Linked DNA regions of Homo sapiens: region 2 is linked to region 1. A link is a loop called in an ENCODE intact Hi-C map of the cell type or tissue named here. Cell type or tissue: A673. All regions are shown on one strand. Links, peaks and the distances in the headings refer to the core of each region. The heading gives the core; the rest is flanking DNA. Region 1 overlaps ZBTB7C (zinc finger and BTB domain containing 7C). Region 2 overlaps ZBTB7C (zinc finger and BTB domain containing 7C).

Region 1 (11,484 bases), core at 1,723-9,722:
GGCAGTCGCAGGCGAGTGGGGAAGAGATAGGGGTCAGGTGGGGGACCCATCCCAAAGACACAAAGACATATCTTCCAAGTATCTGAACAATCCTAGGACGGAGTTTTGCATTGGCCCAATTAGAGACTGGCTAGGATCCCGGGCTCGGTCATCTCCATAGCATAAATCCCTCCCTTCCACTGGTACCTCACAGTCAGTGTCCAACAGGGGAGCTACCTCCAAGCCAGAGAGTTCCCTCCTGGGGCTGCACCTCCCCCTGAAGATGGCCCGTGGCCTGGGCCTCACCAACCACCTGCCATGCCCATGCGCCTTGGTCTCAGCACCTGCCCAACCTCTCACCACCCCCCACCACCTGCTCAGGCCCCCTGGATGGCTGCCAGGCAGGCCTGGGCTGCTCCCCATGCAGGATGGGGAGGGGGCATCCCATGGAACCCTGTGCCAGGCAGGGTGGCAGCCTCCTCCTCTAGGCTCCCTTTCTGTGCCCTCAGAAATCTGCTCTCAGAAAGGGCTCCTCACTCGGGAGCCTCTAGTGGTCCCCGCTAACCCTCACCACCAAGCCTAAGGCTGAGTCCTAGCATTTCAAGAGGCTCTTCTCTCCTCATCTCCTTTTTTATTTTCCTTTAAGATGTCTCCTTTTGTTTTCCTCTCCCATCTCTATTTGTCTTTTCTGAAGTCTTGGAAACTAATTACATTATTTTTAAAAATTAGGTAATACAGGCACACGATGGAGCATCCCAAAAACCTTCAAGGCCACATAGTGAAAAGAAGCTCCTCTCCCACAGCACGTTCCCGAGTCTCGGGTGCTCTCCCAATGCCGTGTCCTATGACACACATGTCCTATGAGTCTGTCTAGAGCAGGGGTCCCCAGTCCCCGGGGCCACAGTCTGGTAGTGGCGGGTGGCCTGTTAGGTACCAGGCCACACAGCAGGAGGTGAGCGGCGGGTGGAGCCAGCATTACTGCCTGAGTTCCACCTCCTTTCAGATCAGCAGAGCCATGAGAGTCTCACAGGAGCGCGAACTCTATTGTGAACCATGCATGTGAGCAGATGGCTTGAGTCCAGGAGTTCAAGACCAGCGTGGGCAACATGGCCAAACCCCGTCTCTACTAAAAGCACAAAAATTAGCCGGGTATGGTGACACACACCTGTAGTCCCAGCTGAGAATCTAACTAATGCCTGTTGATCTGAGGTGGAACAGTTTCCCCCACCCCACCCCGTCTGTGGAAAATTTGTCTTCCACGAAACCAGTCCCTGGTGCCAAAAAGGTTAGGGGCTGCTGGTCTAGAGACACGCAGCACATATGCCCGCATGTTCTAGAGTGCTCTCTCTCCTACACAAAGAGTGGCTTACTACCCAAGATGCCCTGGACCTTGGATTTATTTTTTATTTTACATTGTTGTTTAATTACAAAATATTTCAAAAGTATTGACATATGGTGACTTACATAACAAACATCCTTTAACCCCACCCAGCATCGTCATATCTTAGTAGTATGCTGTGTTTGCCTTTGGATTTTGTTTGTATAGACTCTTATAGACACGGTAGAAGTCCCTGAGGGCCCGTTTCTGGTCCCACTCCCCACTGCCCTTCCCTGGAGAGAGGCTCTGTCATGCATCGGCTGTTCATTGCCTCTGACTTTTCTACTTGTCCCTCTCTCTCCCCCATTCTACTTCCACCCAAAGGGAAGCAGTGCTGGGTGGGATGTGCTGCCATGTTCGTCTGGAACATGGCAGCAATCACAGCCATTTCCCTGTTACCCTAACAAATTAGGTGCTATTAGAGCAGGGCTTGGCAGCGCTGCAGTGCCGGGCAACTGCAGAACGTCTTAAACCTCACAGACTCCCAAATGGCATTGTCCCCTTCAGTCAGAAGTGCCATACATCACGGTTAAAAATCAATGCCTGCTAATGTCCCTGCAGGAAGGCAGAAACATGAACTTCATGAAGTCTCCTTCTGTTTACACGCTCATTAAGAGGATAAAATGTTACTTGGGTTGGGTCAGGCTTTTTGCTGCCTCTGAGGTGGTCCTGTATGAAAATGTGTGCCTTCATTTGGGTATGGCCTGTGTCACACATTATATGCCTATGGTAGTTATGAAATGCAAACTCCACCTCTTGTCTGTGCAGTCACTGAGTGTCCTAATATCAAAGTAAAACTGTGAGTTGAGGCCGGGCGCAGTGGCTCACGCCTGTAATCCCAGCATTTTGGGAGGCTGAGGCAGGTGGATCACAAGGTCAGGAGTTTGAGACCAGCCTGGCCAGCATGGTGAAACCCCATCGCTACTAAAAATACAAAAAATTAGCCAGACATGGTGACACATGCTTGTAGTCCCAGCTACTCGGAAGGCTGCGGCAGGAGAATTACTTGAACCCTGCAAGTGGAGGTTGCAGTGAGCCAAGATCGAGCCACTGCACTCTAGCCTGGGCAATGGAGCGAGACTCTGTCTCAAAAAAAAAAAAAAAAAAGTGTGAGTTGATGGCTGCCTTACTTGTCCTCCTGGGGACAGACCTGCCCCCTGTCCTTCCCTTTGAGGGCACAGGCCTTTTCTGATCAGGGAAGATGACAGTGGGCACTCATGGAGTGGGCTGGGCTCTGGAGGCCATCTAGTGCTATACCTGGCTGTTTAAGGCTGCCCCATCTTGACGCCCACCTCCACATAGGGACACATCCAGCCATGCTTCTTGGCACTCTACCCAGCTGCTCTGTCCCCACAGTTTCCCCTCCCTGTTGATGGCCCAGACCAATGCCACATCCTTACCACTCATGCACTTTGGTGATAGTCCCAGCCCCACATTCAACATTTCCAACCAAGGCAACTGAGACAGGAGCCCAGGGGCCAGTGGCTCAGGGTGCCCAGCAGGCTGACCCACCGGAGCCCTCTGGGGTATAGTCTCCCTCAGCAGGGTAGGCCAGTGTCTGGCCCTGCTCTGGCCCCTTTCTCTGCTTGTAACCTAGTTCGCAGTCTCCTCTGGGCTCTGCAGATCCATCCTGGAGCACTTGGGTTCTCATCAGAAGCTATCTATGGAATGAAGAACAGCAGAGCACAGCAGTGATCCAGGGCATGTGTGCATCACATCTTTCTTTGTCACCTGTCCAGGGAGTTCAGAATTAGGCAGTGGTCAGCTGCACAGAAGCCTTCCAGGCCCTCCTACGTAGCCTCACCATATTCTCCTCTAAGGCACAGACACAAGCGCCCAGTCCTGTCCTACCTCAAAGAGGCACCCACAGAGGTCCCAACCCTGATGGGGTGGAAGCTAGGGGCCCAGGGCAGCATCAGGAGCAGAAAATAGTGAAATGGGAGGGCATCACTTGGTAACAGGAATCAGAGGGAGAGGCCTGGAGGAGAGGGAAAGGTACTCTTGGGTCTGGGAGCTATGACTCTTTCCACACATTTAATGCTCAACACTCATGCAGGGAAAAAAACTTATCCCCATAATTACTGGGCAAGAGGGCCATGCTGTCCTCACACCCATGACATCCTTGCAGCTCCCTCTCCTGCCTCCAGAACCATCATGACATTCTGTGGATTCTTCATACTTTAGAAGGCATCTGTTTCTCCATTTGATCACAACATCCACCGAAGGGAGAACAGAAAAGGTATATTCTTAGCCTCTTCTTGCATAAACATGAGGAAAATGAGGGGAAGTAACAAAGGAAGTGAAGAGAGAAACTGAACTTTGCAGTTGGATCTTCTCATAACTCAACCTGGTTCTTGCCCCCACCTCACCTGGGCCAAGGCATGGGAGACACAGGGAGTCGTGGATGGGAGATGAGAGTGGCAAAGGATGCAGACTGGACAAAAACCAGTTCCCAGAGGCCAGTCCAGCTGTGGGTGAGTAGGAAACAGCCAGGGGAAAGGGAGGATGAAGAGGCTGAAGGAGGATGGGAATATGCCAGGCAGAGCGCAGCATGTGCAAAGGCCCTGTGGGGAGAGAGAGTTCACGGAAGTGAAGTGAAAATGGCTCATGAGTAGATGTGACATCTATTTTCCTGCAAGTTAATATCATCTGACATTGGATACAATTTTTTATGCCACATTTATCCCCAAAATGGATTTGTGGTTGCTTATGAAAAACAGATAGTATAAGCTAAGGGAATCCTCAAAGACCACTTACAGGGCAAAAGCAGAGCTCCCCAAATGACAAATGGCATAGGAATCCCCTGGGGCCTTGTTAGTATGCACACTTTAGTTGGGAGGTCTGGGGTGAAGCCTAAGATTCTGCATTTCTGCTGTTACTGCATTGAGAACCACACTTCAAGTAGCAAAGCTTGTGGCAGGGCCCAGGAGCGGAGGTTCTAACTTCATTCTGTATCAGTGTCATGAAGATGCCTGAGCCCCACCCAGGTCCAACTGAATCAGACTCCCTCGGGGTGGGGTGCAAGCATCAGTATATTTTAAAAGCTCCTTAAGTGATCTGAAGGTGAAGCCAGAGGTAGGAACACTTGGCTAGGTTTTTCATGAGTTCCAGGGTATATCAATCATCTCCCCCAGGCAGATGAGTTGTGAATGTGGTCTCCCTTGTGAAACAGAGCTTTACTAGCAGGGAGTTTGTAGCCTCTGGAATAGGAAAACAGAAGTTTCTGTCCAAAGTGGAAACCATATGCTGGTGGAGCTGGGCATCCGATTCCACCCTCATTTTGCAGCTGAGGAAACAAGTCCTGAGTCCACACAGCTGGTGAAGTCCCTTGGCCCCAGCCAGGTCGTTTTTTTACTCTTGCTACAGATACCAAGCAGGGAGGCTCCCTAGAAGAGGAAGAGCTAGAGGGGCGGGGCCAGGAGGAGGTGCAAGTGACAAAAGACATGCAGACAGGAAATGAATGGCAAAAAAAATGCCGGGAAGAAAGGCAGAAGAGGACAGCCCCTGTTCCTTTCAAACCTCCACAAGTAGGCAGTGGCTGCCCTGCCCATAAACAGACATGCCTGGAACATGGCTGTGAGGCAGCAGACAGGCAGGGCTGGCCAGGAGCACAGCAAGGGGACAACGAGAAGGACACTGCCAGGGCAGAGTGCATCAGAAGCCCATAGGACGGCTTCGCTGCAAAGCAAAGGCCTTCCTGGGCTGAGAATGTACCTCCAAGAGGATGTGGGCAGGCACAGCTGGGCCTGGCTTTTAGGAGGTTTTCAGAAAGTAAAAGACACTGCCTATTTGACCATCCACTGAAAATGCCCTCTGAGGACTCAGTAAGGTTGAGTTACTAGTTGTGAGTGAGGAATGCCATTACTAGTCTGTTGTTGGGCACCCAGGCACCTGTGACAGATGAGAAGATGGGAGAGGGACAGATGTTCAGCCAGAAGAGAACTCAAAGGATAAGAAAGGTGGCCACAGGCACTCCAGAAGGGCTATTTGTTGTGCAGGGAAAAGGAGCCAGAGTAAAAAGGCATGGTCTGTAATCCCAGCGCTTTGGGAGGCTGAGGTGGGGGGATCACCTGAGGTCAGGAGTTCGAGACCAGCCTGGTCAACATGGCAAAACCCTGTCTCTACAAAAATACGAAAAATTAGCCGAGTGTGGTGGCACACGCCTATAATCCCAGCTTCTCAGCAGGCTGAAGCAGGAGAACTGCTTGAACCCAGGAGGCAGATGTTGCAGTGAGCCAAGATCGCACCACTACACTCCAGCCTGGGCGACAGAGTGAGACTCCATCTCAAAATAAATAGCAAGCCATGGTAAGTACCTCAGCAGGGGGCTGAGGGAGGAGTGGGGGAGTGGGTATGGACTGTGGCTCCATCTCACAAAGAACCTCCCAGCCGAGTTATGTGAGAGTGGCATTGTCACTAGCCAACATAGTGAGCCTACGGGCACTGGGAATATTTAAGCGAGGCTAGTGGCTGTCTGTCATGGACACTACCGAAAATGACTGATGAGATGCACAGCTGGATGAGAGGCATTGGGGGTTCTCTGCAGATATCAGATTGTGTTGACTTTTCTTGGTGAGTCTCTACTTTTAATTGCAAGGTCTTTGCTGTCTTGAAGGAACTGGGGATGAAGCAGCAAGCAGAGGTTCTCACCATAGCTCCCCAGGGCAAGGAAGGCCACAGCCCAGCCTGGAGACCAGCCAGCAGGCAGGGTCAGCTAGAGCAGCGCTCTGATGGACAGACCTCAGGGACATAAAGGCGAGAGTCTTCAGGAAGCATCTGGAAACCAGCTCCTTTCCCACCTAGAAGATGGGTAACAACTGCCACTCCCCGGCTTTTAGGAAAGCCCACACCCAGCCCCACGATGTCTGCAAATTCTCAGGGGGGTGTATTTCTCATTACCTCTGGCTTCTGCAGAATTCTCCTTCCCTTCTCCAGGAGTTGACGCTGGCTTTTAACTCTGTCCTATAATCCCCTGTGCAGAAGCCCCAGTCCCTTCTCCTAGGTTCCTCCCCATTCCCCAGAAAGGGACACACAGGCCAGTGAGGAGAGTGGACGCCCCTGGAGTCTGGCTTCAGGAGAGGATAGGGCTGTCAGATACTTTAAACTGAAGAGCTGACGGCTCCTGCTCCTTGACTTCCCTTGGCCATTTCCACTAACTCAATCCCAGCCTTCAAGCGAGTCCACCTTCTCTCCCTTTTTACTGCAATTCCTGCACAGATTTACACAGAAGAGCTCTCTCTATATATAATTTTTTTTCTCTTTCTACTCATGCCCACAAGGCCTCATTTCTCACCCAAATGACCTATCAAGGTAGTTCTTAAATGAAAGCAGTTCCTCCCCTCAGAGAACACTAACACCAGCAGGCAAAATAATTTTTCTCATTGCACAGCATGTTCAATAGAGAGCTAGCTAAGTCAGGCCGGATCGACGTCCACGCTCTATGTGGTGCACCAGCACAGATTGGCTGGAGTTAGATATTTGAGTCTGAACCTGAACTTCTCATGTGGTTCTCACAACATCCCTCCACAAAGGCCTTTCCCCCAAAAACCATAGTCCATAGTTGACTCCAGTCTTGCTGGCAGCTAAGCAAGTCCTGGGAAAACCAGGAGCTGGCAGGTGTCTGGAAACCATTTCTTTGCAGTTCTGTGCTGCTGCATCCTCTGGCTTGAAGTCATCAGGAACCAGCCCCACTTTGCAACCCCAGGGCCCACAATCCAAATGCAGTCTCTGGTTTTTGAAGCTTTTAGTCCCATTAGCGTTCACAGTGCTAGGAATGATGCAAGACAGGGGAGGATGGAAGCGGCATTGGACCAGCAGTTCCAGCAGGCCAGGCTGCCAAAGCTTCTGTCTCCCCTCCCTCGCTTCCCTATTACTGGGAGTGCTTAATGTGCACCCATGCAAGAAGACCAATTTGCACCTTCTGTGGAGGACACAGCTTGGAATTTCTTGACTTCTGTGCACCTCAATAGCCAATGACTTCACTGTTTCTGTCTTGCTCCTTGACTTGATCTCTCATGAGAGTGGAGGAGCCAGAAGAAGGTAAGCCAGTCATAACAGTCAAAGGTTCCCAAAACAAAAGGCGAAGAGCCAAAGCAGGCAGTGATCCCTGAGAATCACCAAGGCTCCCCAACCTCCCTCTGATGAGACTCAGGGGCTCCTTTTTATCTCCAGAATCTATCTATAAGACAGGGTCAGTGGGAAGTAGGCCAAATGCTATATGGTGTGACAGCAAGGGCCTAGGACTTTCTCTGCCTCCCCAGATGCCTCCCAACTTGTGAGCAGGTTCCTGACACTACAAGTTCATTCCTTTAGCATAAGGTGTTAACACTATCAAATACAAACTACTCCACAAAAGATGAGGCTTTGAGTTTATCATGGCCATAAGAATAGAGATGGGGTGGAAGACATCCGAGAAAAGCTTAGAAGAAGGTTGGAGCCTGGGGTGGCTGGGTGGAGGGGAGCAATAGGCTGGGCAGAGGCCAGGTAGGCCAAGGATAAGCTCCACAACTCAGATGGCACTTGGTCCAAGCAGTGATGGGGCCTTGACTCCAGGCTTAGCCCCACTTCCACTTTGCTCTGTGAACTTAGGTTAACTCACCCCTCTGGGTCTCCATATCCCTTTTTCAAGGTGAAACCAAAAATAAACTTATCTCACTTCTTGCAAAGTCAAGGATAGTTTTACCAGTTCCCTTGTTAGGGAAATGGTTCTGTGATAAGAGTAGCAAGGCTTTACTCTGTGCCAGGTGCTGTTCTAAGCCCTTAACAAGCGCTAACTCATGTAATCTTCCAAAGATTCCAGAGGTGGGAGCTACGACCACCCCCATCTTGCAGATGAAGACCTTGCAGCGACCAGCCCAGGGTCCCCTGGCAAGTGGGTGACAAAGCCAGGAATGAACCCAGGGGGTCTGGGCCAGAGCCCACACCTTAACCATCATACTCCATGGCCTCTCTATGTGCAGGGGCCCCACACACAGAGCATAAGCCCAGCTGCCTGCTTCTAATGTTCTGATCCAGTTTATGAGGGGTACCTTGCACCTGGTGTACCCCCAATCACAAAACAGGGATAGCCTCAAGTGCTTTTTCCAGTTGTATTACTTTACTGAGACCAGAGTAACCATCTAAATCCACTTCAAGACTGCCCCTAGGAAGGCGTTCCTCACACCAATGTGGGGGACACACCTGTTGTTAAAAAAAGATAGCCTTGGCCAGGCGTGGTGGCTCATGCCTGTAATCCTAGCACTTTGGGAGGCCGAGGTGGGGGATCACCTGTGGTCAGGAGTTCGAGACCAGCCTGGCCAACATGGCAAAACCCTGTCTCTACTAAAAATACAAAAATTAGCCAGGCATGGTGGCAGGTGCCTGTAATCCCAGCTACTCAGGAGGCTGAGGCAGGAGAATCGCTTGAACCCGGGCAGCGGAGGTTGCAGTGAGCCAAGACCGCACCACTGCACTCCAGCCTGGGCAACACAGTGAGACTCCGTCTCAGAAAAAAGTACAAAACTTAGCTTGCCATGGTGGCGCACACCTGTAATCCCAGCTGCTCAGGAAGCTGAGGAAGGAGAATCGCTTGAACTTGGGAGGTGGAGGTTGCAGTGAGCCGAGATCACACCACTGCACTCCATCCTGCACAATGGGAGCCAGGCTCTACCTCAAAAAAAAAAAAAAAAAAAAAAGATAGCCTTGTTAGATTTGATTTCTGACACCTTGACTTCATTTTAATTCTGTTTGAGACAAGCCTGGTTTTCCTACTAGTGCTGAACAGGCCTGACTCTGCAGGGAGGGCTGAGGTGCCTCGAGCCTTTGTTACCTTTAATTAGCTGTGCTCTCATTGATTGATTGATTTTCTTCCTGAATTGCAAGAGAGGACAGCGCCCCTGCTCCCCAGGTGCGCGGGGCCTGCCACTGGAATTATAACGAGCATTAAGTAGGTCCAGCACGCCATTCCAGGCCTGCGAGACCTCCACTGTTCCCTGTCAAACCTCAAATTGATTCTGAAATTGCTTTGAGGACATAAAGTGGGGAACAATTTGAAATCCGTGTAATTATCTGCGTGGCTGTTGCTGGGTGACCCAGCCATCCATACCTGAGACCTTCTGAAGAGGCCAGAGCTACGGTTCCAAAACAAAAGGTTAAATAGTGAGTAGGAATCTGTGATTTACGTGGGACTGTCAGGTCCCCAGGATGGTTCTGCTCAGGGACCTGGAGTTGGGCTTTGCTGCGGGCAAGCTAAAGTTCTATCCTGGGAAATACTGCCCAGACCGTAGCTTTATGAACAAACTATGCATAATCACTGAATATCTGCTGAGCATCTACCAAGTGCCCAGCACCGCGTGAGACACGTCAGACATACTAGGAGGTGATACCCCTCCTGGGTGCTATAGAATCCAAGTGGAGAGAATAGTAACATGGGAAGATGTTAGGTAATAATGCATTATTACCTGTAAGACATGATGTGCTAATGCCCAAGTAAGTGGAAATACTCCAAGCTGACAGTTAGGGAGAGTGGATGAACATCAGACCTGTGGCTAAATACTTCACCCTCCATCATGTGTGCTTAGACCTCCTAAGGATTTGGTATGGACAGAGAAACTGAGGCTCAGGGAGCTCAAGTCACTTGCCCAGAGGCTCAGGGAGCTCAGGTCACTTGCCTACTCCCCTCAGCCCCAAGGGTGGCATGTCCACTGGTGGCCAGCCCACAGGAAACATGAAGGAAGCCAAGGATGATGCTATGTAGCCCGAGCTCACTGAAGTTTTTGCAAGAGAAATGCTCAGAAACATCCTGAAAAGAAAAAATACAAACAAACAGAGCCTGAGCTCAAGGTGTCACCATGATTGCAACCGCCAAGGTTTTCACACCTGCAAATGTCTGTGAACAAACATTAGTTCCAAACAGAAATTCAAACCTGAGCACACTCCCTATGCAGGCAACATCTCAAAATCACATTTTAGCAAGAAATTTGACAGTCAGCACCCTCTGCTATGTAGACACCTCCTTTAATGGGCTGAGGGTGGGTGATCTCTCCTCAGCCTGCTCTGGGTAAGATTTCCTCGTGACTCCCACTGTGATCATTAACACCCATGGTCCAGGCTCAGCCACAGTTAGGGAGAGTTTGCAGAACACCAGCTACTTCCTGGAAGAAGGGACCCAATTCTGTTTTGCTACCTTTTGTGTGTGTCTGTGGTAAATATACACAACATCAAATTTACCACTTTAAACATATGTAAGTGTACAGTTTAGTGACATTAAGTACATTCTCAGTGTTGTGCAACCATATCACCGCTAGTCTCCAAAACTTTTTGTATTTCCAGTTAGCACAGTGAGAAATATTAGATGCTCAATAAATATTTGTTGAATTAATGAACAGTCCAGTATTCAGGTACCTGGAATTTACTAGGCTCTGACTTCCATATAGAATTCCATATAGCTGTCAATCATCTGTCCAATATGCTTATCTTCTTATCACAACACAAATCTCTGTCCTCTCCTCTTCTCCTACAAGTGAATATGTAGCTGAGCTCAGGAACTGTCCCCAGGTATGGGGTCAGAGCCCAGCTATCCCTCCCTAGAACGATGCCTACCTTTTACGTGGTGCTGACAGCAAAACAAAACAAAAAAGCAGGTTCTTTAAAGCCTAGATTAAAACCCAACAAGAATTATCCCCAAAGGAAAAATAGGTGGGTACTTAAAACAGATATGCCCTTTGCATCGGAATTCTCTGAGGCACACAGTGTAAAAATGTTAGCCAGTGTTCCACGGAGCAGGCCCGGCAAGAGACGATCTGCCAACTATCTGCCACCTCCTTACCACCTTCCCTCCACTCTCCCACTCCACCCTCCTAAGGAATCTCATGCCTGGCATGAGAAACAAATGAGGGGCTTTACTGTCCCTGTAATTGCTCCAAATCCCATTAATTATATGGTAAGCCTCCAACAATAGGCTGGGCTGCCTGCCTTAATACAAACTCGACTTGGGGCAGATTCCAGGACCTCCAGGGCCTCAGTTTCTACTACTATAAAACTAAGGGCTGATGAATGCTATGTCCCCTTCCAGGCTCCGTGTTCTACGACTCTGAGCTTGAAGAGCCAGTAGCCTCCTCATATGCCCAAAGGCACAAGACAACTAATTA
Region 2 (11,484 bases), core at 1,817-9,816, 50 kb after region 1:
ACTGAACATTGCCCCACTAAGCAACAAAATGTGTTTGATTTTTAAACCTACTGCATAAAGTATTCTTTTAATGTTTACATGCTTCTCTTCCTCACCATGTTGGCCAGGCTGGTCTCAAACTCCTGACCTCAAGTGATCGGCAAATGACACAAACCCTAAAATGTGTGTACTTTCTGCCCCAGCTTCACCCCACAAAGCACTTGAAGGGCTGAGATGCTGAACATGACTGAACCTTGTCTTGCTGACCCTCTGCCACCAGCACAAGGCTCTTTGCCATGCTGAGCATTTGTCTCTGTCTCTCTGCTTTTCTTCTTCTATCCACCCCTTCCTCATAGTCAGTCTCCCATGAGTCATGCCCTGGTTGAGAACACCTGCCTCAAGCCGCTTCCTGTACCTCTAATGCAGAACATGGGTTCCCCCAAGGCTGGGCAACCCAGGGTTCTGAGTGAGGGTGGGGGCAGGGGTGTTCTTGGAAATAAGGTGCCAGGCTTTAGCCATTTTTGCTAACCAGAGGCCCTTTTACCTGACTTTGCCATCTGTGTCTGTGTTCTGGATAGGAGAGGTTGCTTGCAGGCTGGTCTCTGGGTAAGCAGAGTGTCACTGGGCGCTGCTTCCTTCTGTCTCAATGGCTGGTTTCCCCAGAGCGGGGCTAACAGACCATCAGAGGAGCTGACCAACCACGGAGGCCAGATGAGAAAGTGAAATCAGATTTAGAATTTCACTCCAACTCTACATCCCTAGCATCATCACCCTTTTCTTTTTCCTTTTTTTTTTTAGATGGAGTCTTGCTCTGTTGCCAGGCTGGAGTGCACTGGTGGGATCTTGGGTCACTGCAACCTCTGCCTCCCGGGTTTAAGTGATTCTCCTGCCTCAGCCTTCTGAGTAGCTGGGATTACAGGCACGCGCCACCACACCTGGCTAATTTTTGTATTTTTAGTAGAGATGGGTTTTCACCATGTTGGTCAGGCTGGTCTCGAGCTCCTGACCTCATGATCCACAAGCCTCAGCCTCCCAAAGTGCTGGGATTACAGGCATGAGCCACCACGCTGGGCCAGCATCACCCTTTTCTATAGAGTGATTCCCAGTTTTTGTTTGTTTTTTTTTTTTTTTTTTTTTTTTGAGACGGAGTCTCGCTCTGTTACCCAGGCTCACGGCAACTTCCTCCTCCTGGATTCAAGCCATTCTCCTGCCACGGCCTCCCAAGTAGCTGGGACTACAGGCACGCACCACCATGCCCTCAAGCTCCTGACCTCAAGTGATCGGCCTCCCAAAGTGCTGGGATTATAGGCGTGAGCCACCACTCCCAGCCGTGATCCCCAAATTTCAATATGCTCTTGCCTGTTGCTTTTTCCCATAAAAGATACCATAATTCCTCAGTTGAGGCTTTCTTTTCCCTGCTTCCCCTAGGAAGCCCTCCAGAGGCAGGAGGTTAGAGGCAGGCTTCCTCAGACGCAGAACTGACTGGCAGAGCAACACGTGTGCACCCACTCCCTCCTCTCCCCGTCAAGCAGCATGAATCCTCACCCTGCTGCCTCTGCCTTGGGCCCCTGGGCACACCAGCTTCCACCAAGGCTTCACATGCTATGGGGTGGGCAGCCTCTTCCCTTACCTGACCCAGCCAACCTCTGCTTTCTCACCAACCCTACCAAGATTCCACTGGAACATCTGAACTCCCTGCTCAGGGATGGAACCAGCAAAGAGCCTGGAGGTTGTGGTCACAAAAGAGAATTGGAGTTTTCCAGCAGGGAGGTAGGCCATTCTGAGAGATGTTAATACCTATGAAAAGGCCAGGCTCCAGCCACATGGAAGGGAGGTTCTGGGGATGAAACACCGAAGTCACCTTGAGACCAGGGTGGGAAATGGTTTGCAAGACACTGAGGTCAACATGCAAAAAGGCAGGAATCAGGGCTGAGGAGGCCTGGAAGGCAGGTACAGAGGTTTCTGTGAGCCCACAGCCCTGTTGGCCTGCCCCAGGGAGCAGCATGGTAGCAATGACATGAGCCAAGACTGTAAAATAGCATGAGCCTTGCAAAATAATAACTACCAAGAGCCAGGCATTTTCCAAGGCTAACTCACTGCAGTCATCACAACAACCCTGCCCTTGAGTTGGCACCTACTTCCACTTTGCCACCTGCAGGGTGGAGGGGTGGGGATGTTACACACTGTTAGGAGTTGATGCCGTCATAGGAGCCAGAGCAGAAGGCAAGTTCAGATTTAGAATTCAACCCCAGCTTTATACATCCCTGATGTCATCCTAGGTCCGAGTCTAGCTCCCAATTTTACAGATGAGTAAACTGAGGCTTACAATGGGTAAGCAGCCAAGGTCACACAGTTTATAAAGGCAGAGCCTGGATACAAATCCTCACCTACCTCATTCCAAAGTGAACCCTCTTCACTGCCACACTTCCCTGCAGTCCACAGTTCCCCACTAGGGCAAGGACCATGACTGCCTGACTGTTTTGTTCCAGAGGATCCTGCTATCTCACAAATAAAAATGTTGCTCCAGGCCAGGAGTGGTGGCTCATGCCTGTAATCCCAGCACTTTGGGAGGCCAAGGTGGGAGGGTCACTTGAGGTCAGGACTTCGAGACCAGCCTGACCAACATGGTGAAACCTTGTCTCTACTAAAAATACAAAAATTAGCTAGGCGTGGTGGCACATGCCTATAATCCCCGCTACTCGGGAGGCTGAGGCAGGAGAATAGCTTCAACCTGGGAGGCAGAGGTTGCAGTGAGCTGAGATCGTGCCACTGCACTCCAGCCTGGGTGACAAGGCTAGACTTTGTATCAAAAACAAACAAACAAAAAACACAGCTCCTGATCTGCCATAGAGGCTAAGAGTGCCAGTGAGGTCATTCCCCTGGGGAGGGCCGGTTTCCAAGAGTTCCTGAGTGGACATGCATCACCTGGCTGTGCCTGCTGCCCCTCTGCTCTCACACACACACATGCATCTGGCCAAGGGAAAAAGCCCTGAGGGACAGATGGGAGGCATGGAAGCTGGGGGAGGGGCAAGGAGGTGGCAGAAGAGCACAGTAGGGGCCACAGGGTCAAGGGGGCTTTAATGCAGCCCTAGGCATGGTGCTGGCTGGCTGGTGGCTGGCAGGACCTATTAGCAGCTTGCTCAGTGGCTCCTTCAAATTGAAAGGTCACAGCATCCTGGCCATACCCATCAGGGGAGGGAGGACTAAAGGAGGAAAACATTTTTCCCCTCAGTATATTTTCCAATATGAAATGGGCATGGATGAAAGAAATGTCAGAGAAGAGCAATGATAAATTTTCTCTTTACATCAAGAAGACCAAGTTCAAGTCTGCATCTTTTTTTGATTAGTTTCTTGCATATTGCCTAATGCCCACCTAGCACCACCAGATGCAAACTATAGAGGCTGCATATGTGTTTTAGGGAGTCCCTATAATATGTTCTGTCCTGTTGAGATGACACATTGACAAATGAATAAAGCAGATCCCTACATAAGGGGGCGTGTGGTCTTGTGAGAGGAGGCTGGGCACACAGCTCCAAAGGCAGAGACCCTGAGTCACCCAATCTTGGAGTGATGCTGAAATGAATGATGTCCATGCTAAACGCTGGAGGAGGAAAGTTTAAAGTAGAATCAAGCTTTTCCAGAGGTGGTAGATCCTCCAGCCCTACCACCACTCAGACTAGTTGGCCAGCCACACGCAGGGGAATGAGCTAAAGTCTGGTCCATTAGGGCCCAAGATGGCAAAGGGCCTAGAAATTCCACATTTAACAGAGGCCATGCAGTGGGGGTACACAGTACTGGCATCCTGGAGGGCAGTTTTAAAGGGAGGGGGAGAGAGACTGCAAAACTCAGCCCAGGATGGGGACTACATTTTCTTCATTTTGTGGCCCCTGCACCTAGCACAGTGCCTGGCCTGTAATGGGAATGCCACCTGCCCTTCATAAACAGGGCTATGTCCCACAGCATTGACAGTCTGCTGCACTGCACGGCACTACACTGAAATGAGTGCGTTTCCTCAGTGCATGTGCTGAGTCCCACTCTAACTAGACTGGGACTCTTAAAAACTGTTTTCTTTGTTTATTGTTTTGAGTGGAATATTAGCTTTCTATTACTGCTGTAACAAATGGCCACACCCTTAGTGGTTTACACAACATGAATTCATTATCTTACAGTTCTGGAGGTTGAAGTCTGACAAGGGTCTCACTGGGCTAAAATCAAGGTGTCAGCTTAGCTGTATTCCTTCCTGGAGGCTCTAGGGAGGAACATCTCCTTGCCTTTTCAAGCCTCCAGGGGCTGCCTGCATTCCTTGGCTGGTGCACCTTCCTCCATCGTCAAAGCTAGAAGCATAGCATCTCTCTGAAGGTTCTTCCGTAGTTACGTCTCCCTCTCTGACCACGGCCAGGCAAGGTTCCTGCTTTTAAGGGCTTATGCGACTAGATTGAGCACATCTGGATAAACCAGGATAATTTCCCCATCTCAGTATCTATAACCTTAATCCCATCTGCAAAGCCCCTGTGTCACATAAGGCAACATACTCACAGGTTCTGGGGATTTGAGTGTGGACATTTTGGAGAGGCCATTTCCTGCCAACCACAAATAACAAATACATTCACATTGTTCAAAACCCAAATGGCATAAAAGGCTATAGATTGAAAAGGTGCCCTTCCACCCCTGTCGCCCACCACCCAGTTCCCCTCCCTGTTAACATTTCCTTGTGTTTCTATCCCAAGAGGTTTTATGCCTAAAGCAATAGCAGTATGTATAATTTTTACACCCATGGTACAGTACCATAATACTGTTCTGCAACTTGTTTTTATCATAACACCCTTGAGATTGTCCTGGATCCGTATATAAAAGCATCCTTGTTCTCTTTAATGGCTGCATACCCTTCCAGTCTGTGGATGCACTATAGTTGATTAATCTAGTCTCCTGCTGATGGACTCTTAAGTTGTTTATAATCTTTTGGTCTTACATACAACACTGCAGTGAACAATCTCGTATGTATACCATTTCCTGTATGTGCCTGGATGTCTGTAGAATAAATTCATATAAGTGGAACTCATGGGCCAAAGGACATCTGCATTAAAATTCCCCAGCTACTGCTGAATGGCCCTTCACAGAGCTGAACTAATGTACACACACACTCCCCACCCCAAGCCATGTGTGAGTGCGAGATGGAAGCCCTTTTTGACAGAGAAGCCACGGCTCACACCTCTTCTTTACCCCTCCCTGCTGCCCCCGTGTTTATTCCAGGGATGAACCCAGGAAGCCCTTGAGGATTGCTGCCACTCAAAATCCCCTGGACTCTTGTTGGTGACGGGGCAGGAGTGGAGAGGAGGACAAAGCCGGCAGCCAGCAAAGGAGGGCCCAAGTTCAAAGGTGTTAAAAGACCCGTGGCTTTGGGTGTCTCAACCAGCAAACTTCTCCTCCCTCACGGACTTTCTACAGGCTTGCAAGCCAACTGGTTTCCCCAGTGGGGAAAGTATACCACCACTGTCTAAAAGGAGGGCCTCTCGCCATGGATGTGCTACAAGAGGAGATAACAAATGCATTTGGGTTTCCAATGGCCCAGCTGCACCGTGTTAAGAAAAACGCCGTTTTCCTGCTCTTAATCCATTCCTGGTGGAGATGTTGCTTCAACTTGAAGGAGCCTTTTATGTGCTGAAGTCAACTGCAATCTAAAAGATAAGTTAAATCACTTATTCAGGAAGACAGGAAGCCTTTGACAGCAGTGACTGATTAAGATTTCACAGCAGCCAGAGCCAGGCCTACGGAACCCAAAGAGTGCTCGTTCCCTCACCAACCAGCACTGTTGGCCCCTCCTTGGCAGCAAGCCAAGCTCAGAATCCTACCCTCGGGGAGATTTCCCTCTGACAGAGCATGGAGGGGGCTGGAGCAGACAGAGGGGAGTGCTAAGTCCCAGCAGGTGAACCTGAGAGCCCTGATGACAGGAACTAGAGATACCCCACCCTCTGCCCAGCCCCCTTCCTCACCTCCATTTAGCCTTGGCCTGGTCTCCCATGGTCAGCTCAAGGGTCCCCTCTTCCAGGAAGCCTTCCCTGACCCTACAGGCCAGGACTCGCAGGTGCCTTTACACAACATGTTCCTAGAGCACTTGTACTTTACCCCATCCTCGCACCTTTGACTCTGAAGACTTGCCTGTCACCTGGCATGGCAGCCACTTGACTGTGAGCACTCTGGGGGCAGCACATGGTACCATGCTGGATGCCCACTAAGCTCTTGGCACGTGTTTGGAAGGCAGAGGAACCTGAGCTCAGGGAACAGAGTGACTACCTGCCTTGCCAGTGTCACCTGCCAGCTTATCCAAGTGCTCACAGCCCTGCTGGCTGCTAACCACTGGGCCAGGCCCTGGGGGCATCCGCAGTATTCCAACAGGGCTTCTTGTCCTAAAATGCCACCCAGGCCCCAAAGGCCCACTGTTAGAATCCACTCTTTTAGCAAAGCATCACCTCCAGAAAGTTCCCATCCCCAAGAGGAGGCACAGTCTCACCCTGTGGTCCTCTTCATCTGCTTGGCCAGCCAGGGATGGGGCTCAGGGGAAGGATTAATCTAGGGCCCAGGATGCTGACCAGGGTGAGCAGGCTGGAGGAGGCACTGGGGTGGGCAGTCCATGGGCAGCCTGGGGGCACTGGGTCCAGAAGATGAAAGTATGCCTCAAGGGCATCAAGGTAAGATCCCAACTTTACACATGAACAAAACCCTCAGAAGAGCAGAACTGGGCTAAGTTCAGGACAGAAGAGATGTGCAAGCAGGTGAGCAAATGATGTCAAGGTTGGAGGTGAGCTGAAAGGCGCAGGGGGTAGCTCTGTGGAAAGCACAGTGTTCACTGTGTTGGGAGGGCTGGGACCCAAGTTACTCCACCCCTAGTCCCCCACTTCTGCACCAGTGGTAGCCCTGGGCAGGCCATCAACCTTAGATATCTGAATATGAGAATCATCATCTGCCCTGCCTGCCTTGCACAACTACTGCTCTACATTAAATCAGAAAGGAGATGAGAAAATTCTCTAGAAGCCTAAAAGCAATATAGAAATAGAAACTGTTGTAACAATCATCATTTGCTTTTTCAGAGTGTCTTGCAGCCTGTATAGGGCTTTCCTATCCAGTAACCTCCTAACCCTCAAAACAACTCTGGGAGATAGGTATGGATATGTATACTCAATTTACAGATGTGAAAACTGAGGAACAGATAGTTCCAGCCCAGAATCACACCAATAACAAGGGGCTGAGGTGACAGCTATGTCCAGGTCTTCTGCTGCAAATAGAGTATTCTATTTACCACACCAAGATGTACCCTCCATTGTCTAAAATCACAAGCTCTGGCTGTACAGAAAACCCTCCTTATTCTTCAGTCTTTCTATGGATTTGTTGATTCCTCCTCCTTCTTCAATCCATCCGTGGATTTGCTGATTGACAAATGAGCTTCCCTGGTCTCCTTGTCATGGCACTGTTTGGGGGAGTTTGTGGTCAGAGTTTTTATCTGAGGACAAGAAACCAGGCTGCAGCCTGGGCTCAGCCTCTTATCCATTGTGGGGCTAAGGAAGAGTCCCTGTCCCCCAGTATTCTCCAATCCCATCTGATGTTAAAACCTCTTAATGACCCTGATCTAAGCATTTCCAGAAAAAGGTTCTCAGGGCCTTTCTGGGGGTGGCGGGGGCAATCCTTTGTGACAGCATGAAAAGCCGGATGGGGCTGGCCTGGTTGCAATGGCACACGCTAGGTTCCAGGCACTCCACACGTTTCTCATGATAACCTCGTGGTTGATACTCACACAGATGAGGAGCTGAAAGGCTGCAGGAGCTGCCCACCATCCTCACACAGCGTGGAAGTGGTAGCACCAAGACTGAGGCCCAGGAGGGGGGTCCAAAGGGCCATCCTGCATTTTCCATTGCAGCAGGGTGGGAAGGAGAGGGAGATAGAGACTTTACCTCTACTCTAAATCACCTCCTTAGGTTGCCATATTTTCCTTACTTCAATGAATTATGTGGAACAAAATACACTCAATTGGTAGCAGAAATCGGCCTCCAGTTTCTCAGATCCTCATTCAACGAAAGCATCCTTTGCAGGTGCCACTGCTTGGGAATACACCTGTAATTCACATCTGCACACAAAACTCCATCTTTCTTTGAGGCCTGAACAAACAGGTTTTTGTCGTTTTGTGGTTTTTGTTTGTTTGTTTGTTTAAGAGATGGGGTCTCACTATGTTGCCCAGGCTGGCCTCAAACTCCTGGGCTCAAGGGACCCTACTGCCTCAGCCTCCAGAGTAGCTGGGATGACAGGTGCACACCACTGTGTCCAGCTTTACAAATAGGTTTCTTAGGCTGACCTTATCAATCTCAACATCAACACAATTAAGGAATTTGCTCACAATAGTCTCCTGTTGGAGTCTTTACGTGCACGAACATCGTTCTCACAGACCATCCAATATGGACAAACTTGACTTGGAAACAGGAAAATAGGGAGGTAATTAATCACCTGGTAAAAGGACACACCCCAGATGTACTTTTCACATCACCATCCCCAAATATGCCTTAAGGGGCATCAAGGTAACATCCCAGCTTTATACCACATGAATAGAGCTTCTCTATTCATGTGGTTTTCAGAACATATCCATCTACTAGACTCAGGAACTTGACTTGAGAGACATGGATATTTCTTGCTTCCTGGCAGCAAATCCAACAGCAATTCCAGTCCCTGCAGCCAGTTAGGCAGGGAGGAAAGGGCTGGTGTGTCAGGGCTGGTCCAAGCACACTGGTATACTTGAGTCAACATCTGCAGCAGAGGAAGGGAGACAGAGGGGACTGAATAAACGGAGCTGTGCCATTGGGAGTCCACCAAGCACGCCAATGCCCTCCTACGCCCCTCAGCTCCAGGCCTCCTGGCCTCACACCACCCTAGAACATTCTTGTTGCCCAAACCTCAGAGGAGGGCTTTCCCTGAACCAACTCTGACTTCCTGCTTCCTCTCTGACCCTACATGGTGGTACTCCACCTCTGCCAGACATCCCTTCCCTGCTCTGCCTGCAGCTTCATCAAAGCCTACTGGGCCCTGGAGAAGAGAGCCATGCCAATCCCCCCTGCAGTGAGCTAGCACAGTGCATTCAGGTTAGTTACTTTCCTTCTTGGGCATCTCTGGTTTATAACATGAGCCTCTTGGAGAGGGCGGTATTTTGAACAAAAGGAAATAATCTTTCATTGTGAAATTTCAAGGACTGTGGGGGAAGAAATCCAGTGAGGCTGGAGGGCAGTAATGGGGGAACAGAGAGATCTCTGAGATACAACAATGTCACACGGACCAGCCATGAGCTACTACTGGAAATCTGTTTTTCAAAATTTAAAAGAGTCAATTTCCAGATGTCTGCTTAGCGGAGCCAAACTGCTGTTGATTTGTTCCCAGTTCGCCACGGAATAAAGTCTGAACTCCTCACCCGAGCACTCCAGACCTTCCACGTTCTGGCTCCCATAAAGCCTGCTCTCCTTCCTGCCCCTCCTAGGAACCCCACTTAGCCATTCGCTTCCGCACTATCCTGCAGACCTGCTCGGGGCTTCCCAGCCTGCACACTAGCCCAGGCCTGAGCATGCTCCTTTACCAGCACCACTGCACTGCACAACTCCAGTGGGTGCCGTGCTCATGCCAGGCTGTGTGTGTGCAGTGCACAGCATGGCAATCCATGTGCTGCCTCATCCATAGCCTCCACTTCAGGAAGTCTCCCGTGCACCCCTGCAACCTTCCTCTTCTCAATTTCTTTGTTGCCTAGAACCTGCAGCTCACTTCAGGCACTGGACACTCCCTGCTTCACATTCTCTTGATCTGAGTGGGTGGGGGTAGGTCCCCAATCAGAGCACAAATGCCCTGAGGGCAGTGACTGAGTCCTAAGACCTCACACCCCAGGTGAGCGGGCTGAGAAGTTCACGTTGGCTTTCTACTGTGAACTTTTCCTGGGCCAGCATCCACAGCAGCAACAGGCAACTTGCTAGAAATGCACATTCTGGGGCCCCACCCCAGAAGTCTTGAATCAGATGCTCTGGTGGTGGGGCCCAGCACCTGTTTTGGCAAGCCCACCAGGCAACTCCGATGCGCATGAGGCTTGAGACCCACTGAGTTATAGGATCCTCAACATCCTTTCTGGGTTTATTCAACAGGGTTTTCCAGCTAGGGAAGGGGCAGGCATCATCTTGTCGGACTGTTACAGAGACCCCATCCCCAGGTATTTCTCAGGCATCTCCAAGTGAACTCGCTCAGAAAGCCTCCATGCAGCCTGAAGTGCTATCATGCCAAGGTTGCCAGCCAACAGCGCAGAGCAGCCAGGATGCTTCAGCGCTCCTCCAAAGGGCTCTCCTGTTCAACAAGCCTTCCCTGGGCCCTGCTAGCTGGGTGGTTACATTATTCAGCAACCAAGTAGAGTTTAACAGTGTCCCTGTCTCCCAACCAAGCAATTCACCCCAACTGTGCTACGGGCTTTTCCAACACAAAGCAGGGCAGTGTTCAGGAACTTGGCAACAGGAAGGCCCTCCTCCAGGTCCCCACACCTTTTCACAGTCTGCCCAGGCTAAAGCCCCTGGCATCCCATCTCCTAGGGCAGAAGTGAGTAAGGAAGGGAGGTCAGACCAGATATAAAGAGCCAGATCCCAGCGCCACTCTGGACTTACAGAATCAGAATTGCTAGGAGTACCTGGGGATCCAGATGTTGATCAAGTCTCCCTGCCATTCTTATCGGACAATTCAAGAAATGATCAATGGGCCGACGTGCATTATCTAACAGATGAGGGAACTGAGGCCCAAAGCAGTGAGTGACTGGCATTCCCTGACCATCCCAGGCCACAGAGCATTCTCTCCACCCTCTCAGCCCCCACAGCACCCACCACCTGGGTCCCCCTCACAGTTCCTAACACACATAATCCTACACTAAACTTCTAAACACTGCCCTATGTGGCCCTGCTTTCTCCCCCACTGAACTGGAAGGGACTAGAGACAGGACCAGGCCTGAGACAGGACTCCTCCCACAGTACTGTGCTCAGTTCAGGGCACAGGGAAGGAATGAACCATCCCCTGAGGCAGCCTGCATTCTCCATGAGCATATGTGCTAAGATTAATCTATGAGATCACCAGATTGTCACCTTGAAACACACCGGAAGGTCTGTCCCAGAGGGGTGAGAGAACATATAGATTCTGATGGGAGGCAGACGGCCACCTGCAGAATAGGTCGGGGGTGGCCAGGAGGAGGAAGTTAGAGCAAGAAGCCAGTGCTCCTGTTGGAGGCTGGGAAGGGGGAGGGAGGAATGCCACAAAGACAAACTGCACCTTCTTGTTGATTTTGCTCAGCCAGGCCCGGGAGAAACACAGCTGGGAACTGGGACGCAGAGCTCACACTTCCTCACCTCTCCCTCCCAGGAGCCCTTCCCTGACACATAGGAAAGGTGACAATGAAACAGAGACAAAGAAGAGCTCCGAGGAGTAAACAAGCCTGCTCAGCGCTCAGCGTCGTTTAGG

The links. A loop is a pair of places that touch in the nucleus more often than their neighbours do. Peaks named below come from ENCODE experiments on the same cell type or tissue, not always from the same donor. Only the 100,000 strongest peaks of a DNase experiment are listed, where the experiment ranks them.
Region 2: it touches region 1 in a loop (5-fold over the local background); 2 of 110 quality-filtered maps call a loop at or near these places.

Annotation. Positions count from the first base shown.
Region 1 is chr18:48,295,834-48,307,317 of GRCh38, forward strand. All of the region lies in intron 2 of ZBTB7C (zinc finger and BTB domain containing 7C), which reads right to left. Among named protein-coding and RNA genes, the nearest start is that of ZBTB7C-AS2, 49 kb to the left of the region's middle. RefSeq lists an enhancer at 59-840. In A673, for the core only: no CTCF peak of the experiment used is centred there; no DNase peak of the experiment used is centred there.
Region 2 is chr18:48,346,030-48,357,513 of GRCh38, forward strand. The region is part of intron 1 of ZBTB7C (zinc finger and BTB domain containing 7C); the gene reads right to left. LOC124904352 (a long non-coding RNA gene) reads left to right here. Exons shown (of 3, transcript XR_007066457.1): 3 at 5,230-9,425. Among named protein-coding and RNA genes, the nearest start is that of ZBTB7C, 58 kb to the right of the region's middle. In A673, for the core only: no CTCF peak of the experiment used is centred there; a DNase peak (open chromatin) is centred at 5,682; H3K27ac peaks cover 1,431 bases.